2 separate regions of the Homo sapiens genome follow, and region 1 is linked to region 2. A link is an interaction called in ENCODE POLR2A ChIA-PET data of the cell type or tissue named here. Cell type or tissue: Caco-2. All regions are shown on one strand. Links, peaks and the distances in the headings refer to the core of each region. The heading gives the core; the rest is flanking DNA.

Region 1 (2,917 bases), core at 303-2,802, 120 kb after region 2:
ATATTGGCTAGGCTGGTCTTGAACTTCTGGGCCCAAGTGATCCACCAGCTTCAGTCTCCCGAAGTGTTGGGATTACAGGTGTGAGCCACTGTGCCCAGCCAATTGTATACAATTTTTTTAAAAAAGTTTTTGAGATAAGGTCTTCTACTGTCACCCAGGCTGGAGTGCAGTGGTGCAATAATAGCTCACTGCAGCCTCAAATTCCTAGGCTCAAGCAATCCTCCCACCTCCGCCTCCCAAACAGCTAGGAGTACAGGTGCGTGCCACCATGCCTGGCTAATTTTTAATTTTTTTGTAGAGATGGGGTCTTGTTATGTTGCCCAGGCAGGTCTTGAACTCCTGACCTCATGCAATCCTCCCACCTTGGCTTTCCAAAGCACGGAGATTATAGGCGTGAACCACTGCACCTGGTCCTGTATGCAATTTTCATTTGCCAATTACACTTCAATAAGACCAAAAAAAATAAAGGCACTATATAATATTATTATTATAGTTTCATTATCATCATTTAAAAAATAACAGTGGACAACAATCTTAGGACTAAAACTCAAAGTACTCTGTGATCTGGCCCTAGTCTGTCAGGCTTTTTTCCAGCCATGACTCCCTCCTTCCACTCTCCCCTTTCACATACACAAACACACACACACACTCACACATCTTTGAACCTTCTTCTCTGGATTTTTGTCTACATGATCCCTTCTATCTGGGGCACTCAATTCTCCCTACTTGGTCGCTCTGCTTCCATGTGGCCATTTCAGCTCCCTTGGGGATTAGGCTGGTGCAGTAAAGAGTGTTGGCGTCAAAACCAGAAAGGCCTTCATTCGAAGCCTAGTGTACTATCAGTGTGATTTAGCTAAGTTATCTCACCTCTCTGGGCCTTAGGGTGCTCATCTCTAAAGTAGGTTAACACTCTTTTTTTGAGATGGGGTCCTGCTATGTTGCCCAGGCTGGTCTTGAACTCCTTGGGCTTAAGCAATACTCCTGCCTCAGCCTTCCAAAGTGCTGGGTTACAGGTATCAGCCCCCATGCCCGGCCAACATTCTCTATCTCACCATATTATGAAGACCAAATGAGCTACCCCCGGCCCAGCATGGGTACAGAATAAACCTGCGTTCCTGCTTCCCATTCCCTCAAATAAAATTCATCTTGTGCTCTTTTGCACCATCAATGTATTTGCTTGTATCTCTACTATAACATCTGCCAAATTCCAGCTTGTCTTGTTGTCCCTTGTATATGTCTCTGCTGCCCGCATGAAGCTGTGAGCTGAGAGCCAGGAAAACACCTGATTTATGTTTGTATCCACCACTGTCATTGCCTCATAGTAAGCCTTCAGTGTTTTGATAGAACTCCAGGAATGTTATCAGCTGGCTCTCCTGGATCTGATTACCTTGTGGGCTGGGCTGGTGTTTAATACTCACTGGCTAATTTGTAGAGTCTTGGAAGCTGAGCCATAGACGGGCTAAGTGAGTCAGCAATGAGGTGCTGTCATTCCAGAAGTCACCCTGCAGCTCAGCCTCCAAACTGCCTTCTTTTACCTTGCCAGCTTTGCCCAAATCTAATGAAGTATACTTTTGCATAACCATGTGACTATAATTTTATAAAGCAAGATTTAAGCATTCACTTAACAAACATAATATGAATATTGTTGGTATTATGGATACTGATGCTAATGGATAGGTACTACATTCTAGGCAGTATGCTAGGCCCTTCTGCGTATAATATTAATCTCATGAAAATGCTGACGGGTAGTATTTTTTCCCATTTTACAGAAAAGTGGTGCTTAAACTGTCCTTTCAATATCCAATGCTAGATTCTAGAGGTATTAGCAAACACCAAGCTCTTGGTTGTTAAGATCACAACATATTGGCAGGGACAGATGGGCAAACAAATCATTAAATGCATCATGAGACACATATGCTGATTAAAAAGTGGAGTCAAAGAGGGGAGAATAGGCCAGGAGCAGTGGCTTACGCCTGTAATCCTGGCACTTTGGGAGGCCAGGGCAGACGGATCACCTGAGTTCAGGAGTTCGAGACCAGCCTGGCCAACATGGTGAAATCTCCATTAAAAATACAAAAATTAGCCGGGCATAGTGACACATGCCTGTAGTCCCAGCTACTTGGGAGGCTGAGGCACAAAAATCACTTGAATCTGGGAGGTGGAGGTTGCAGTGAGCTGAGATCACGCCACTGCACTCTAGCCTGGGCGACAGAGAGAGATCCTGTCTCAAAAAAAAAAAAAAAAAAAAAAGAGGAGAATAATGAACATGGTTAAGCATGATAAATTATTAATAGGAAAAGAGGTATTAATAATATTTGAACAGAATCCTAAGGGATAAGAGGTCAGAGGACAGATAAAGGAGAAGGCAATTCTAGGAATGAGATGATGGTTCTCAAGATTATGGAGGAAAGAACAGGGCCTGCTTCAGTTGTGGTAGAAAGAGGAGTCAAAACTTAGGCTGGGGCAGGACCATGTGCTATGCCAAAGAGCGTGGCCTTTTTCTGTGGGCAGTGGGGAGCCATTGAGAGTTCTACACAGGGAAATTACTCTGGACAATGAAGATGCCCTGAGCCTGTTAGTTATAAAGCTATTTCAACATTAAGAGTTACTCTAATAAAAATATGAATGGATTATCATCAACATCCCAGGACATTAACAAAATTAAGCTTCTTCTATTTCAATGCTTATTTTCTTCTTTGGATAAAGTTAGGAGGAAACATGCTGTGTATCCAAATACTTCCTTTCTGGGGCAAAGGATTTCAGAGAAAGTTCACTGTGTGGAATGTTTTGACCCATAGTATGGTAATAGTTAATCTTTTGAATGACTGTTTCTTTCTTTTTTAAAATTTTTAAACTCTTTAAAAATTTTTTTGGATTTTTTTTAGAGACAGGGCCTTGCTGTGTTGTCCAGGCTGGA
Region 2 (2,917 bases), core at 327-2,826:
TCTGGTTTCTCCCAAGATGTCGCTCATTAGATCAATGGACTTTTCAAATAACATGGAAAGTGAACAAGCCCTTTCTTTTCTTCTTTAGGGTTTTGTAGACCAAATACATTAGTTAATTTTAAAAATAAGAATAAAAGTGTAAAGAACGGATAGATGGAAATTTTGTTTTTCTCTCAATTCTCCTATCAGACCCTGGGCAGAAATGGGTCTGCAACATTTGATCCCAAGAATTCTTAACCAGAAGTCCCTGGATAAGTCTGGGCACTGGCTGAAATGGCATGCCATATTTTGGGACATTCTTCTGGAGAGGGAATCCACAGCTTTCAAGGATTCCCTTGAAAGGGTCTGTAACCCAGAAAATATAAGAATACCTGTTTTAATGGCTGAAGGCTCCAGAGACGTAGAAAGAACTAGAAATATGTGGGAAGAGCCTATCCATGGCCTGATGAGGGAGCTGGCTTTCATCTTCACCCTTCCTACCGGTTCAAGGGCTGACTCAAACACCTCTTCCCTGTGAAGCTTTCTCTGATCAGCTCACCTCCTCTCAGCCAGAAGCCGTCTCTTCTCTGAGCTTCCAGAGTCTTTGCTTGCTCTTCTTTTAAGACACTTACCCGTCAGATGTAGTGACTCATGCCTGTAATCCCAGCACTTTGGGAGGCCAAAGTGGGAGGATCACTTGAGGCCAGGAGTTCGAGACCAGCCTGGACAACATAGGGAGACCCTGTCTCTACAAAATAAATAAATACATAAATAAATAAGACGCCACTTTCTATCACATGTGAAACTAGATATTGCCTCTATTCGCTGCCCCTGTACCATTATGGATTTGTTCTAAGTGGATGATCTAGACATATTTGTTGGGCGAGTGATGGTCCTTACAAGTTTGGTGGCAGCCCTTCAGAATTGGCCTGGAGATAAGAATGGTTGGTTCTTTTGCTTTTCAACAAAAAATGTAAGGCATTGGGCATTGACTGGCATTTTACATGATGTGAAATGCCCAGTGGGGAAGGTAGTCAGTCCTTCTGCAGGGACTGAATGCCTGCTCAGTGAGAAACTGTAAGCAACCTTTGCATCTTCTTTTTTTTTTTTCTTTTTTTTTGAGATGGAGTCTCGCTCTGTTGCCCAGGCTGGAATGCAGTGGCCTGGTCTCAGCTCACTGCAAGCTCCGCCTCCTGGGTTCACATTATTCTCCTGCCTCAGCCTCCCGAGTAGCTGGAACTACAGGCACCCACCACCATGCCTTGCATCTTCTAAATCCAGCTCAGCTGTGGCATTGTAAATAGCACTCTGCCTTGTCCCAGCTGTCTTATTTGTGAAATACTTAGAAAAACTCCACCAATCTCCTGACTTCACCTTTCCTTTAGGGTAAATCTATTATTTTAAGGGAGGGTGGGAGTGGAGAGAGGGACTCAAGTATTCCTTGTTCCAGTGGAATTTGTCCCAACCTCCCACAGCATTGCCTCCAGCCCATCTTGCATTCTTGGCTTTTGAAGAGGAGGGGCAACCCCCTTCTTATCTGGGATTGCCTGCTTAAACAAACTCAGTGGTGTGGAGGTATTGTCCTTTGGAAACTTGGCCTGGGACACTTTACCAAGTGTCTGCAAACATTTAGACATGGAAAACTACCCACTGTTAACCCAGAGCTCATTGTCTCTGCTCAGGGCTGCTCTTCTCTGAAAGTGGCTTGTGGTTGGGGGTGGAGGTGGTGAGAGTCGGCCCAAGGGAATCCCTCAGTTGGGGCTCTGGGCTGGGGAATTGTGCTGCTGTTTGTTTAAACAACCTGAGTGTAATTGGATTGTTTGAGATGCCCAAGATGTTTGGGAAAGTGGGGGAAGGGAGGCAGCTTGCTGGGGGAGAGAGTCACCAGCAGGGACTTTGATGGGTGGCAGGCTGGGTGGTTGTCAGCCTCCAGATTGCAAAGCCAGTGGGAAGGATGGCCCTTCCGGCTTGTCCGTGGGCACATCAGGACCTGGGTCAATAGGTCGGACCATGTAGTCTATAAAATATTAAAGCTAGTACTTGAGGGGTGGATCAGGATATGAGGAATATTTAACTTAAAATCAATTATCCCTTTTTAACCATAACAATCTAAGGATAGCACAAATGCACGGTTACATGTTTGCTTGTTATTTAGATCTGATTTTTTAAAATCCCACAAAAATAGTTGTAATGACCAACTCAGGTTTCACTAGTAAGAATGCTGGGTAGGAATTCTTAAGGAGTTGCTACATCATTCCTTGGGACAGAACAGGGGCTATCGGGGAGTATTTGACAGGCCTATGGAAAAAATAAGTCTGTGCTTTATTGTAGGGATCATACCCTTCCATTTGACCTAGGGAAAAGGGCAAAGAGTGTTAAAAAAATGAGAAGAATCTGGGAATAATAGAAGGAATCTTTGCAATGCTGGGCCTGGCCAGCACCGCCCTGTGAGATCAGACCTCACGTGAACCATGTTCTCACGTCACCTGAGGCATGCAGGTAGACTCCACAAACCAGGTGTGAATACTTATTAGGGATGCTTACCATGTAAGAAATAATTAGAAAAGGTAAAGGGCTCCTATTACGTGGCGGGCTCCCAAATTTGTAATTTTACTTAATCACTGCTGGAACCTGTGACAGAAGTTAGAAAAACAGACTGTGGCTCAGAGGGGTGAAATGAACTTGCCCAGACCACAAAGAGGGAAATGGTTCAATCTGGATTTGCATTAAGATCCTTCTGTTTTCAAAACTCTCTTTCCAATACACTATACTCATACTTCTCCCTACCCTGCAAAAAAAGAATGAAAATGCAGAATTAATCACCATGCAGGTTCAAAAACAAATAACCCTCTTTTGATATGCCAGTAGCATATCACACATAGAGGCCTTCAGCTAAATAAACAATCAATTAGGGAAAGGATAGAAATGTTAATATTGG

What was found. ChIA-PET counts read pairs that join two places held together with the same protein. Peaks named below come from ENCODE experiments on the same cell type or tissue, not always from the same donor. Only the 100,000 strongest peaks of a DNase experiment are listed, where the experiment ranks them.
Region 1: POLR2A ChIA-PET joins it to region 2 with 17 read pairs; 2 of 35 experiments call an interaction of 5 or more read pairs at or near these places.

What each region holds. Positions count from the first base shown.
Region 1 is chr18:22,105,353-22,108,269 of GRCh38, forward strand. No RefSeq gene overlaps it. Among named protein-coding and RNA genes, the nearest start is that of GATA6-AS1, 62 kb to the right of the region's middle. In Caco-2, for the core only: no CTCF peak of the experiment used is centred there; a DNase peak (open chromatin) is centred at 1,409.
Region 2 is chr18:21,989,666-21,992,582 of GRCh38, forward strand. The region is part of intron 1 of LINC01900 (long intergenic non-protein coding RNA 1900); the gene reads left to right. Among named protein-coding and RNA genes, the nearest start is that of LINC01900, 10 kb to the left of the region's middle. RefSeq lists an enhancer at 1,496-2,368. In Caco-2, for the core only: no CTCF peak of the experiment used is centred there; DNase peaks (open chromatin) are centred at 1,626 and 2,436.